Regions from separate parts of the Mus musculus genome. Here regions 1 and 2 are each linked to region 3. The links are chromatin contacts, found by Hi-C or POLR2A ChIA-PET in ENCODE. All regions are on one chromosome and are shown on one strand. The core of a region is the stretch at or near the end of the contact, and the rest is flanking DNA. Distances in the headings are between cores, read along the strand shown. Region 1 overlaps Gm41011 (a long non-coding RNA gene). Region 2 holds the start of Tmem161b (transmembrane protein 161B). Region 3 holds the start of Cetn3 (centrin 3).

Region 1 (4,558 bases), core at 1,550-4,049, 2.6 Mb after region 3:
AGGACGCATGACAAGCAGCCTTCATTCTTACGCAGATTTAGATAATGTGTTCAAATGAATATCTTTTCTGATAAGAAACTAGAACAACAGTAACCGTAGCAGTTTTCTTCTGGGCTTGAGCAGTAGGTGGACAATCATACAGTCCTGCGAACCCACACATTTTAGAGGGTGTGCCTACGGTATGCAGTACTAGTGTGCTTCCACCTCTAATGTAGCACACAAAGGGAACATACTTGTGTTCTGGTTGGTTTTCAAACAGCTTTTCATCCTCTTCAGCAAGCATAAATGTTTTTATTTTTGTTGTTGGGTTTTTTTTTTCTTTTTAGTTTCTTTTTATTTGTAAGCCACTTAAAAATATGTATGTTATCCTTTTGCTCAAGGCTTTGGCGGGGCCCTGAGAGCTGTTGATGCGGGCGTGCTAGCTCCCGACAGCAGCGAGCAAAGTTCATTGCCATACTGAGGGGAGCTTAGCTTTTCACTAAGTTAGTCCAGCTGCTGGGGTGTTCTGGGGGCGAGAGTTTCTTGGACCACTGACAGGTGTGATCCTAACTTGAGTTTGGCTGAGGGCAAGTGTCAGGGCTGAGGGCTGTTTGTCTGTAAGATGCTTATGCGGGCTAGGAGCTGGATTACCTTGCAGGCTGAGGGATCCCCGAAGTTCTTTGAAACTGGTATGTACCTACCATTGAACAAAGGGCAAATGAAAACTCATCTTACTGTCTGGCCAAACTGCACCTTCATTGTTTCATCTTCTCTGAAATAAGGCTGGCAGCGGATTATAAATAAAGTTATTCTTTTTCTTTTCTTTTTTCTTTTTCTTTTCTCTCTTTTTTTTTTTTTTAGGCCAGAGGAAATTCGCTGAGAGTCAATCTCCTTTCGGCACTGTTATTTTATTTTACTTTTCCCGACATTCTTTGAGACTCCCTCTCCCTCAAAGGCATGGAGAAGCACTTTCAGGCTACTTTAAATGGTGTCACGGGAGAAAGTCCTAGGTGAGGCAAGAGCACTTTGGGGGAATGGATCTGTGGATTGATCCATCGATGGGAACCCTCTCCTGGGCTGCCGCCTGCGGAGCTGGGCTGGGCAGCGGCCTGGGAGGTGAGGGGTCAGTTCCACAGTCTGTTGTGCGCACGCTCTACCCACGCTGTACCCACACTGTACCCATCAACATAAGGAAACCTCGATGTTTGCGAAAGCTTATGTTCCTGCATAAAGGCCCACCACCAGATACCTTCGCAGTTTGCTCTGCCCCTTAGAATGCGTTATTTGACCCGTAAAAGAAGATTTAGGCTGAGATTCTCTGTGGTGGTGGTCCCAGACGGTCCCAGCATCAGACGTGCGCCTCGCTCCTGTTCACCCCACACTAACGAAAATTTCAGGCTGTCTTTGGAAGATCTCTTCCTGTGCACTCGTCCCTCTACTCGTCCCTTGACAGGAAAGAGGTGGCCCAAAGAAGCGTTTATCCCGAATGAAGAGTGTGGGGATCGAGAGGGTCGGGAATCAGGAGATTTGTAGAGTGTCAGTAAGCTCCCTCGGATGTAGGCAAAGCTTTCCCTAGGAGTTGTTAAAAAGCTGCGCTGAGGGGGCGGGGTGCGGACAACCTCAACGCTTCTACTTAAGAAATGTAACTGAGGGTTCAAACTCGGTCTTTGGGACTGCAAAAAACAAACAAACAAAAAGGCTCCCACAGTTGTTAGGACAGGAAATCGTTAGTAAAACAGTGTCAGGTGGAGACTGTGACAGTCACTCCAAGAACTCCAGAAAGGGGCTTTCTATGCCTTTCCTTTTTAGAAAGAGAAAGAGAAAAAAGAAAGGACTGGAGAGAAGACAGACAGGGGGGAGAGGGAGAGCGCAGAGGAGAAAGGAAGAAGAGGGGGTATTTAGCAAGTTAAGAGGTTAAATATTTGAACAGATTCGTAAATATATAGACAGCCCTTGCAATTTGGGATGTGTAATAATGCCTTTTGTGGTGCTGTCTGGCTGGGAGGGTAAGCAGAGGACCCTCCTGCCACCTTTTTCACTGGGAAACCAACTGGAAAGCTCCTGGGTTCACAAAACAAAATCAGTTCCCCTCTTTTGGAGGAAGAGAAAAATGCTGTCTCTACTAGCATTCATACTATTATTTAAAAATAATAATAATAAAAAAACAAGAGAAAGCAAATGAACATCTAATTTCTTAGGGATTTTTTTTTTTTTTTCAGTTTAGAAAGCTATCTTCAGGCTGAAGTCATTTCGAAGTATTGTTTGAGCGAATATGCTACAGCACTCAATTATCTAAGATGCATCAATTATTTTTTTGACCACTTTTGTAACAAGAATGTATTGATCTGGGTCTTAGAAACCCTTGGCACTCTGACATGTTTCATAGTTGCCGAATAGGGTGGGTTTCTTCTTCCGACAATTGTACTGAGCGCTGCTGATGGAATCTGTCCTCTGCCTGTGCCCATGGGCAGAGGACACAGGCTGTGGGTGTGTCCCGCCCACAGATGCTCGCGCGCGCGTGTGTCTGTGTATGCATTGTACACACGTATTCTCCACTGTGTGCCCCAACTGGAGCCATTTTCCTCCTTTCAGTGCCCTGCGTGTATTAGTAATATGCAAGTAGAATCATTTTGCTTGAGTATATTTTGGAGGGGGAGGGGATAAACCATTTAATTCTGCTCTAGTATTTCCTCTGCAAAATTTTCACTGCGTGTGAATTCGCGTGAATGCCTTTTCTGAGGTGTGTGTTATGTGTGTGTGCTTGTGTGTTGGGGAAGATCATTGGCTCATCAGCGGGTGTGTGCCTCTGCGTGTGGGAAGCATGCAGACTCTGAGGACCTTGGGAGCAGCCCACGTTCTCTCCGGGTGCCCTGTCTGTATCTGCCCTTGTGTTTTGTGTTCTTGATGTGATTATGTGCGTTATTTACATATGTGCTTCTATTCTTTTGCCTTCGTGTAGTGCCTTTCTCTACAGTCCACACATTTCACATATATTCTTTTATCTTTTGGCAAAGTGCCTTTTTTGTTCCTCGAAGAATATTTATTGATGTGATAATCTGAAATGAAAAGTGGTCTCCCATGAAGGAGATGGAAGAGAAAGGAGCGTTCATCTTTCTTAATAGACGGGGCAGTGCCAGTTGACTGGATCACAGGGTTTCTCTGCACTTTCTGCGTGAGTCTGCGCGTGGGGGTGGGGGCGGGGACGGCTGAAGGAGGACGGAAAAAGACCTTTTAAGCAGAACAAAGATAGGACATCGCGCCTCCTTGCGTCCTGATTGCATACTGCATCTACCCGGCGGTCCCGACTTTAGAAATCAGAATTCAGAGATTTTCTCCTTAAACCATTCAGAGGCCGCCTCTCAGACCCAGCCCTCGGACCTCAGCCAATCACCGGACGCCATGCAAATCACCTCTTTCGCCCTCCAAACCGAGGTCCAGTTTAAAGGCAGTTTCTGCCGCCCCGCCCATCTTAGTCCTTCCCTTCCCCCTTCCTCCTCCGCCTCCCACACAGCAGCTGCTTGGGAAGAGGGCAGTGCTGGGTGCTTCATGCATATGCAGACAGATCTATCCTCCCCCTCCACCCCATCCTCTCTCCCTCTCCTCCCGCCCATCTTTGCCTCGCTCCCCAGCCCCCACCCTGCCGCCCACTAGTATCTCCAAGTCTCCTCGACGTATAGTTCCCAGCTCTGGTACATGCAGCTGCTACCCACAAGTATGCCCAGGCGCTCCATAGGAGCCAGAGAGGGAGAGGGAGGAAACCTCTGCTTTTGAAATCCGCTCGAAGGTCAAGTTTGTGGTTTACGGAGCGGGAGCCCGAGACACTGAAAATGCTGTTGAGTCTGCAAGAAGACGGTGCATGCAGGAAGATGGTTTTGCCTTGGTTTTCTTCCACTAAACAGCAGATTAATTTCTCTGAAACACACAAAGTACCGGTCATGTTTAAAGGCAGGGTGATGATAGATGGTTCCGCGTGCGCACAGTTACAGAGCATATTTGTCTTGCACATCAAGGTTCCTTAAGCCACAAAGCACTGGAGAGGAGATCAAAGGGTGTTATATCTTCTTAGGAGCAGGAAGGTTGGGAAGTGCGGCTAGCAGTACGACCAGTGGCGCTGGACCTGCTTGAGGTGGGAAGTTAAATGGTAGGTACGGAAACATGACCTGGGACCTACGGAAAGGAAAAATAATTCTGTGAGAAGGCGAATTTGCTAGTATTATGCATACGCAGACTGTGACCAAGGCTCTTCCAAGCCGCCCTAAACATTTTCAAGTTTTGAATAACGCACTGAACTGACCTGGATTCCTTTAAAAGTTGGGGAAAATACCGTCGCGAAAACCGCGCTTTTAGAGTGCTTGGAGATCCTCTTAGGAGGAACCGGAACTGTGGCGTGACCTTGTTTTATAGATCTACTTCTGCCCTGAAATACCTTCAGGACTTTCTAGAGGAAATTGCAGCAGGTTCCCCTTAAATCTTACTCGGTGGACAAGTGAGGGCTTAGCAAATTTAAACACGCACTTTGCTAAGATTATTTACCGAACACTTTTTTTTTTTTTTTTTTTTTTGAATCGAGGGCGTTTTG
Region 2 (4,564 bases), core at 1,775-4,274, 2.4 Mb after region 3:
TGGCTCCCCCTACCCCAGATCCTGTGAAAATATACACTATACAGCTTGTACAAGATTTGTCATTGCACTCAACTTCTAAAATCAATGGGGGGCGGGGGGGGGGGAAGGAACATGGCAATAAAGATTCTCAGGAATGCTACTATTATTGAAGGAATGCAGTACATTTTTACTTTTGAGACTTTTATGTAGCCCAGACTAGCCTTGGACTCCTGGCTCTCTACCCTCCAATTGCTGGGGTTAGGGTCATATGCCTGGTTTAACTTCTGAAGACCTTATCTCCTAAATTAGAAAAGTAAGAGCAATATAGGTAGGCTTTAAGAAGCTTTATTGATGGACAATTTTTTTTAATAATTGTTTCAAATAGAACAGTTTAGAAAATGAATGCTGAATGGTAATGGATACATTTTCAATTATCTTTCTCTGTGAGTGTAGGGCTTTTTATTCACGTCAAAGCAATTACACTGAACACAATTTTGCATTCTTTACTTTGGATACTATAACAAAAGTACCATAAACTGAGTGATTTAAACCACAAAATTAGTTCCCATATGTATCACTGGTGGGGGTGAAAATGGACCCCTTTGTTGTTGGCAAATGAGTTGTGACTAAGTTCTCACATGGTGCAGAATAAACAACGAGGAAGCAAGTTCTTCTCTCTCTGACAAGGACACTCAGCACACCACAAAGGTCCCATCCTCTGATCCTACTTAAAAGGCAACCATTTTCCTCTAGTGGCTTTTTGGAACAATTGCAAAATGTTCCACTAACCATATATGGCAGAACATGACCAATAAATCATTGTTACTGGTACATGATTTTTCTAAGATGGCCAATAAAGAATTTTAAGTACAATTTACCTAAGGAAACAAAACCCAACTTTCCACATAGTTACAGACTAATTACCATTTACAAGAAATAGAAATCACAGAATAAAACATATCATATTCAGTAAAGGAAAGAGAAAAGTGTTTGAATTTTTTTTAGAGGTAAAACTATTAACACATTTTGTTAAGACGGTTTAAGACTTTTAAAAATTGATTTTTAAAATTGGAAGAGTTTCAGGCCAGAGTGCTCATGTAAATACTATTCTGTTGATATTTATACACATCTGAGATCAGTTCGTAGAGAGGACATTTTAAATTATCACAAACCCCACATGGTAAGCAGCCATGACTTTTATCAAAGACTGTGATCATAACTAATTTGCCAAAAAGATCTTTTCATCTTCATCATCACATTTCCTCTCTTTCCTTTTCATAATTCTTTCTCTGAATCTTTGTCAAAGACTTCTATACATTTAAGAAATAGAAAATGGTCAATAAAAAAAAACAGGTAATTAGTAGAATATATTGTTTTTTAATAGGACAAAAAGACTTGATACAGTTGTAAATGTAAACATATACACACTATGTGAAACTAAAGTATTTTAACCAAGGATTGTTAATCAATGCGCCATGTACAAAATAGAGAATATAGAATCTGACAGTCTATTGAAAGTAATAAGGTAGTAAAAACTGATTTCTTGTTTTTCCTCTGGCAGGAATGGATTCTATCCTGCTAATAATTCCTATCCTACTGTCATATAGGAGAAGATGTTTTCTGATCCTTAACAAGGCTGCCAGGTTTAGGACAGATGGAAGACCCACTGTGTCACAAGTGAAAGACAAGACTTCACAGAATGTGATGTCACTGACAGGCTGATAGGCACTCGCCACCTCCATCTTTTCTTTCTCAAGGATAGCAATGGCTTCCCCCAGATACAGGAGCGGTCAACCGGAGTCCTTCTTTACTATACTGCAGTTGCCCTGGGGCCTGTCTATTAACAGGCTTGTTTCTATAAAGCAGTAACAGAACCCTTGGGGAAGTTCTCAGTTTCACAAACTATTCCTCAAGGCTATTGGTCTCGGAGTAGCTTCTCTCATTTCTTATAATTTCTCTATCACCTGTCACCCTATCTCCCCCCACCATTAAAAATTAACATAATGTATAAACTTTGTTTCTGTATCCTTTTGAAACAGCACCAATCTAACATCTCTAGGTAGCTCAGGATTGTTTCCCAGGGTCCTTGGGCCAGTTAGAGGTTGAACATCATAGCTGTTTCATAGTTGCAAGTTTGTGCAACCTTGACTGCTGAAGATGAATTTCCTCCCCAGTTCTGACTCCACAAGAGAACCACATTATGGTAAAAGGTATCTCACGGAGAAGGGTGAGATAAGCATGTTTCCATAAGGATCGTTAAACGGTGTGATAATTTCTGGGCCAAAGATGCTCTGTGTCCTTATTTCAAACTTACCTCTATGGTTAACCCTCATCACAATATAAAGGCAAGTTCACTGGTACAGATTTGGAAGGAGGGAGGTGTCATAAAGCATAAATGTGTGTGTATTTATGTATGTATGTATATGAGAATGTTGTAAGGCCCTTTTTGTTCATATTGGTATTAAGTAGGTAGGAAATGTCCATACTGAATTTTCTTCTTAGCTCCTCTGCTCTTTGTAGATATCCTCTGGCTTGAGCTGGCGTCTGTGAAGAGCAAAGAACTTCTAAAGGTCACATTCCATTGACCTAAGAGAGGAAGGTGCTTGGACAGCATGAATTTTTAACTGAGATTCCAAGGTACTGCGTAAGGAAAGCGGACAGAAAAGAGGCTGGCTGAGCTAAACAATTTCTGAATGATCTCAGCATGAATACAGCCAAGAAGGTTCTTTACCCTCAATAAACCGTCAGAGTACGAGGGCTACACCCACCCAGCTGATCCCTGCAGCAGCACAAACCGACCACCAGCGCCCGCGAAAAATACCGCACCTACCTAGGAATCCTGCGGGCATGCCGCCCCGCCCCGCCCTGCCCCGCCCCGCCCACCTACCTGTGCGCCTGCGCCCCTGCGTTCTCAAGGTCAGCCCCGCCCCCCGCCCTAGCCTCACACCCACGGAAGTGGCTTTAGAGAACGCCTTGCGGCTCCTCCTCTCTGCGTGGCGTGGGGTCGCTGGCGGTCCGGAGAGGGAGGAACTTCCTGTCCCATGCGGGCAGGACTTCCGGCCGAGCCGGAAGACCTTTCCCTTCGCGGTTTCGAGAGCTCCGTTTTGCAGAACCTGAAGGGGAGATTCTGGACGGTCCCGGGGACTCTAGACTGTCTGTCCCACGACCTGTTCTTGGCGTTATGGTGAGTCTTGTGAGGATGAGAGTGACAACCTTCAGGAGGAAAGGACAGGGAGGTCAGTCTGTGAAAGGAGCCGGTTGATGTCCCTGCTGGGAATGGAACCTGCTGGAGCGTTGGGATGAACCGCTGGCAGGACCCCAACCTTCCCAGAGTGCGCGCGGCCGCCGCCGGGGTTCCAGACAGCCGAGGGACCTGTGGGGTTGGAGAGGGGCGGGTCTGTCGGAGTACCCAGTCTAAGGAGTCTGCCCTCGCGTGTGTCCTGTGGCGCCAGGTGGCCCACTGATGACCTTGCTCTACCCACCACGTTGTCCCTGCCACCTTTTCCCGCCGCAGGCTTTTGGCTGAGATTTTAAGGACGCAGCAGTGCCTTTTTGCACGCTTGCCTGTCTCCTTGGAGACAAGCAACGCCGAGGCACTTAAGACAAAATTGGCTTCTCTTAACACTCAACTAGAGCAGAACTGAAAATCAATGTCACTTTTAAAGAAAATGTCCAGGTTGAGTCCCAACAGATTTAACTTGAAAGGAAAAATTTGTAATTTCCTATTGTACATCTCTATCGAAGGAGGGAGCACAGCTTGAGCCATATTATTTGCAAGTGTCTTAAAGGTTAGGTGAGAAGGATACGTAAACATAAAAAGAACCTGGTGTGAGAGATTGGAGGGAAAGGAGTAACCGAAGGGTGTTTTACCGTGAGGCCAGTCATTCTCAGAGTTCTCTGCTGTTTTAGTCTGAAAGGACAAGGTTCAGGGACTTGTACAAAGAACGTCTTAATCAACTGTAGATAAGAAGCAATGGGTGCTGACTGATCACACAGTTCAGGAGTTAATTGATGAAATGAATGGGATTTCGAAACATCTAAGTTTGGCTTTATTGGGGGACTATGAGAGGAAGGCAGGTGGTTGTGTAGGGGCTGGTGACTGCAGTCAACTACTTCCTGGAACATAAAAGGATTTAAAAAAGATAGTTGCTATTTCCAAGGTCCTAGGGTTCTGGTAAAGTTGAACAGGCAATCAGCCACATGAACGATTTCAAACCATCTGCAGAGACTTCTATCTTGGGTTCAAGCTTTAGTTGACTATGCTGCTGCCTTTTTATGTAGACCACACTGCCCTCTGATTCAGAGATCTGTCTGCCTCTGCTTCCCAAGTGCTGGGATCAAATGCATATGCCACTACTCCCAGTTTGGCCATGCCCCTTTTTTCAGGATTAATATTGCTGTTTTGTATGACTTACTAGAGAATAAAAAAATCACCTGGTTCCAGTTGCAAACTACCAGGTGACTTGTTTCTTTTAATGTTTTTGTTTGTTTGTTTGTTTGTTTTAGTGTTTTGAACCTCTGAATAGTATGGCTTAGATTCCTTAAGAGAGTTCTGTTTTCATTTGAGATAGTGAAATTAGAGAGG
Region 3 (4,485 bases), core at 1,554-4,053:
CTGAAGAATCTGAGAGTTCTACATCTTCATCTGAAGGCTGCTAGCTGAATACTCAGTTCCAGGCAGCTAGGACTAGGATATTAAAGCCCATACCCACAGTGACACATCTACTCCAACCAGGCCACACCTCCTAATAGTGCCATTCCTTGGCCCAAGCATATATAATCCATCACAACTTGTGAAATGTTTTCATTTAATATTGCTTCTAGGTAGGGAGGGTATGGGGGACTTTTGGGATAGCATTTGAAATATAAATGAAGAAAATACCTAATAAACAAAATAATATTGCTTCTAGGACAAATTCCTATAAGCTTGGTAGGCTAAAACATTCTCCAGATTAGGTATATAGGTATAGCGTTGTATAAGTAATTTGCTTAGGGTCTTGCAATTCCTCCCTAGGTATAAGTGATGCCATCCCCCATTCTGGAGGCTGTTGAAGATGAGTGTGCTTTCTGAGACTGTTACTCCAAATCAGTTCCCTGCCTTTGTTCGATTGAGGGTCCCACTTTTCTTTTTGAAGGCCATTTTATGACTTTAAAAGAAAAACAGCAGGATAGGCAAGTTGTCTTAATAGCTTCTCAGAGAAGGTGGGAGAAGCAGCTAAAGACCAATGGATTTGAGTGTCTGCAAGAGTTTTTAGCATGCTGAAGATTTTTGCTAGTTACTTTTGCTACAAAATAAAAATTATAATTATCATGCGTTGAATTTAAAGCACGGAAATTAGCTCAAGAATCTTAAAAAAAAACTTGCACAAAAATCCAAGTGGATCAAATATGTTTTAGTTGTAGAAACAGAATTTTATTTGATTACTTTTGTCTATATTGACCAAATCCAGTTCTCCAACTTTTGGTCACTTTTAGTTACTTTTATTTTCTTTGAAATAATTTAAATTTAACTATGTATTAGAAGCATCAAATTTATAATAATTATTGTGTGTGTGCATGTGGGCCACAGCCATGGCACGCGTGTGGTGTCAGAAGACCATTGTTTGAGGTTGGTTCTCTCTTTTCACAATGGGTTTCCAGTGGGGTTGCAAGGCAGGAGAATACAACTTCCCTCATCAGGCTTGTATGAGAAATACTTTTAAGCAAAACTTTCTTTTAAAGTATTAAGTAATAATTTCTTCTTTATTTCACTTCCTAGAAGAATGTGAAATTTATGTGTTTCAAGAAAATTCTTCATATTAAATGAGAATATTTTACCAGCTTTTTAATTCTATCAAAGTTCCATTAAAAAAAATCTCATTATATTATTTCTCAGTAATTTATTCCTTCTAGTTTAGTTTATTTTGTCCTTTGTTTCAAACATCTCCATGTAAATGGTTTATTTTCACCTTTATTTAATACTTTTCTTCTTAGGCTTGGTTTTACAATCTTAAAATTTTAGTAGTTTTTTTTTTCACTAGTGTTCTTTAGTATACATATGACGTAATCTAATTTCCTTTTTTTGTTTGTTTGTTTGTTTTTTCGAGACAAGGTTTCTCTGTGTAGCCCTGGCTGCCCTGGAACTCACTCTGTAGACCAGGCTGGCCTCGAACTCAGAAATTCACCTGCCTCTGCCTCCCAAGTGCTGAGATTAAAGGCGTGAGCCACCACTGCTTGGCCTAATTTCCTTTTAAACTTGTTAGTAAAAGTACTTAATTTTTATATTTTAGGCAGGGTCTACTACTAGTCCTGGCTGGCCTGCAATTCACAATGTAAAGAATTCAAAGATCTGCTTACATGTCTCTTGGGTGCTGGGATTAAACATGTGTAGCACCATGCCCAGTTGAGTTCTTCAACATTTTTCTACTTTGGTTTTGGGAGTGCTATCATTTAGCTATTACTTTTTAGCTTTATCCCAATCCTTTACTTGTCCAAATTCCTATCTACACTCTAGCTTAACTCATGCATAGCCAATTACACAGCGTCCTTCGTTCACATATAAGCTTACATACAGTATTTGCCGTTTCTAATTCCTAGCCCCAGTTTATTGTATTTATACCGATAAGCACTGCAGGTTAGCTCAGTAGTTTCCAAGTTTTCCACAATAATACCTCATTTTATGCATCAAATATTTATGGAGCACCTAAGTTCCAGATATTTTGTTTGGTACAAATACTCGTGTAAACAGAACCCTGGCCTTGAAGACAGTCAGTCTCGCTCGCAGTCTGATGATCTAAGTAAACTTTAAGAGGCTTGGTGGGCAGTGAAGATAAGACGCACATAAACACTTTATAGCACTAGAAAATGAGAAGCAGAAGCAAGCACACATTTCCAATCGCACAGAAGAAAAGGGTGGTTTGGCTAGTCTCATTGTAAATGACCTAACAAAACAGCAAAACGAGAAGCCTAATCCATAATCCAGCCTGCCTTAAAATCACTTGGGAGATGTACGGGGGAGAACGCTTAGCTTGGTCCTCACTGAACTAAGAATAAAGAATGTCGCCTTTAGATTTAAGTTTCTCAGGTGCACCGGCCACCTAAAATTGTACATCTTTTCGCAGACCTGGTTCCCCAATAAACTGCTCCCTCGTTCTGAGCAGGCTGCTTGGGCTGGCCTTTTCCCTTCCCTCGGTCGACGCCGTGCATGTCACGCGTGGGGCCTCGCCTTGCCTGCCTGAGTCTCGCGTGGTGACTCTAATACGCGCGCAAGGGAGTCGGGAAAGAACCTGGCCAATCCAGGGAGCCAGACTGACAACCAGGGCCAAAAAATGTGTACTTGATTGACATGAATGCTGACCAATGAAAAAAGAAGAGCAGCGACGCTTCCGCCCCAATAGGCCGGCTGTTGGCAATTTCAGCCAATCGCGCCCAGAAACTTGTCTGGTGGGTGGTCCCCGAGGCGTGGAGGTTGGTGGCTGTTGAGCGGTTCCCGTGGTAAAGTCCCCGAGTGGAACATCTCTGTCGGAAGAGAGAATGAGTTTAGCTCTGAGGTCGGTAACGAGGAGGCCGTGCCTCCGTCCCCCCAGAGGGCCAGGGCGGGTGTGGACGGGAGACCGGGTCGGGGGCGGGTGCCCAGCGCCGAGCACCAGACCTCGGCGGTTCCCGCCTCCGGGCACCGCCGCAGCCCGAGTGAAGTCTCGCGAGGTTTCCCTCACGCGACTGCGGGACTCAGCCCTGGTTGCCTGATTCCCCCTGGAAAGTCGCAGGAGCGCTCGCCTTTCTCCCCGGGCCCCGAGGCACGCTGTGCTCTAGGCGTCTCGGGTGGAGCTCGTTTCCGTGACACCGTCCTTTCACTTCCGTCCATCCCTCCCCTCATTGGCTCCTCACCTTGCCCATCTACAGTTAAAGGTGCCCCGGGCGGGCCGCGCCGCGCCGCCCCTTTGGCTCCGCAGGGTGACGAAGGAGGCGGGAGCTGGCGTGGGGGTGTGGCGAGTGGGGGCAGCCGGGGTCACGTGGGCCACTGGGCCGGCGTCCCTGAGCCCGACGGCGTCCAGACGTAAATAGCGCGAGCAGTTAGTTAGCCGAGTTTCAAGGGTTTGAGGTTTAAAGCTTCCATCTTTTAGAACGTGCGGATACACGTGCTGTATCCTCGTTTACACATTTGGACCGCTTTTTGCATTGGCAGCTTTTGAAGGCAGACATTTTCAGATCCAAGTGCCCTTTTTAGATTTTTCTTTAAGCTTCTCCAGAGTTTTAAGACGTTTAACCTATCGTTTACATGTTAAGTGAGAGTTAAAACACTTTTAAACATCACGTAGACTTAAGCACGACTATTAGATGCTGTGATTTTTTTTTTTTTTTTTTTTTGGTGTCTAGTATTTGAATGTTTAGACCCTTTTATATTTTGCCTGGCTAATATCAGTGGAATAAAACCACAAAGCAGTGTTACAAATGTATAATCTAAAAACATTTTGAGCTTACAGTGCAAAAGTAATCTTTTAAGTTTTATGGTTGTTTTTTTGTAGTAATTGTGAGAATTTATAAGCTGTCCAAAATCAAGTCTATTCTGGTTGATTGTTTTGTTCTTTATTTTTGGTAGATGACATTGTTTTGTTCTTTATTTTTGGTAGATGACATGAATAATATGTATGGTGTTTTCGGTGCTTTTGACTTTGTTTAGGATTTCTCTTATAAAAGTACATTTGACTACAGGACATTGATTTAGGGGCAGTTCCTTTATTTGCCAGGCTACTCTGCTTTGTTAAAATTTAGAAAATGAATCTTTGTCCTAAGATGGGTTAAAGTGGCCTAAAGACATTTTTCTGTGTCCTAGAGGTGAGCTTGTAGTAGACAAAACAAAAAGGAAAAAACGAAGAGAGCTCTCTGAAGAACAGAAGCAAGAAATTAAAGATGCTTTTGAGCTGTTTGATACCGACAAAGACCAAGCCATAGATTATCATGAATTAAAGGTAACAGGGGACTTTTAAGACCCATTTTTGTTTAACTCAATTGCATTTGTGACTGTTGCTTTAAAGTCTATTTTAGAAGCTTGTCTCGGAACTGTGAGGCTGTTTGTAGTGCCCACCCACAGGTGGTACAAGAAAACAGTACAAACAGAATA

Evidence for each region. Hi-C counts contacts between places; a loop is a spot of excess contacts on that map. ChIA-PET counts read pairs that join two places held with the same protein, here RNA polymerase II (POLR2A).
Region 1: a map of left cerebral cortex shows a loop between it and region 3 (5-fold over the local background). The contact joins the enhancer-like site here to the promoter of Cetn3 in region 3. A Hi-C loop is called at or near these places in 3 of 37 maps with a recorded cell type or tissue (all left cerebral cortex). POLR2A ChIA-PET finds 5 or more read pairs at or near these places in 1 of 5 experiments (embryonic stem cell).
Region 2: a loop to region 3 is called in a map of heart, with 7 times the contacts of the local background. The contact joins the promoter of Tmem161b here to the promoter of Cetn3 in region 3. A Hi-C loop is called at or near these places in 5 of 37 maps with a recorded cell type or tissue (heart and v-Abl transformed pro-B cells).

What each region holds. Positions count from the first base shown.
Region 1 is chr13:84,344,780-84,349,337 of GRCm38, forward strand. It overlaps Gm41011 (a long non-coding RNA gene), which reads left to right. Exons shown (of 2, transcript XR_873707.3): 1 at 1-4,120. Among named protein-coding and RNA genes, the nearest start is that of Gm41011, 3.2 kb to the left of the region's middle. Within about 2 kb of position 2,800, at least 1 of the 3 ENCODE cell types and tissues checked has a DNase peak (open chromatin) inside an H3K27ac peak, as active enhancers do; it is left cerebral cortex, where a contact is called at or near this core.
Region 2 is chr13:84,219,272-84,223,835 of GRCm38, forward strand. Tmem161b (transmembrane protein 161B) reads left to right here and starts at 3,025. Exons shown (of 12, transcript NM_175187.5): 1 at 3,025-3,163. The coding sequence starts at 3,161. It overlaps A230107N01Rik (RIKEN cDNA A230107N01 gene), which reads right to left and starts at 2,904. Exons shown (of 2, transcript NR_138587.1): 1 at 2,867-2,904; 2 at 310-2,619.
Region 3 is chr13:81,780,444-81,784,928 of GRCm38, forward strand. It overlaps Cetn3 (centrin 3), which reads left to right and starts at 2,804. Exons shown (of 5, transcript NM_007684.4): 1 at 2,804-2,914; 2 at 4,198-4,333. The coding sequence starts at 2,898.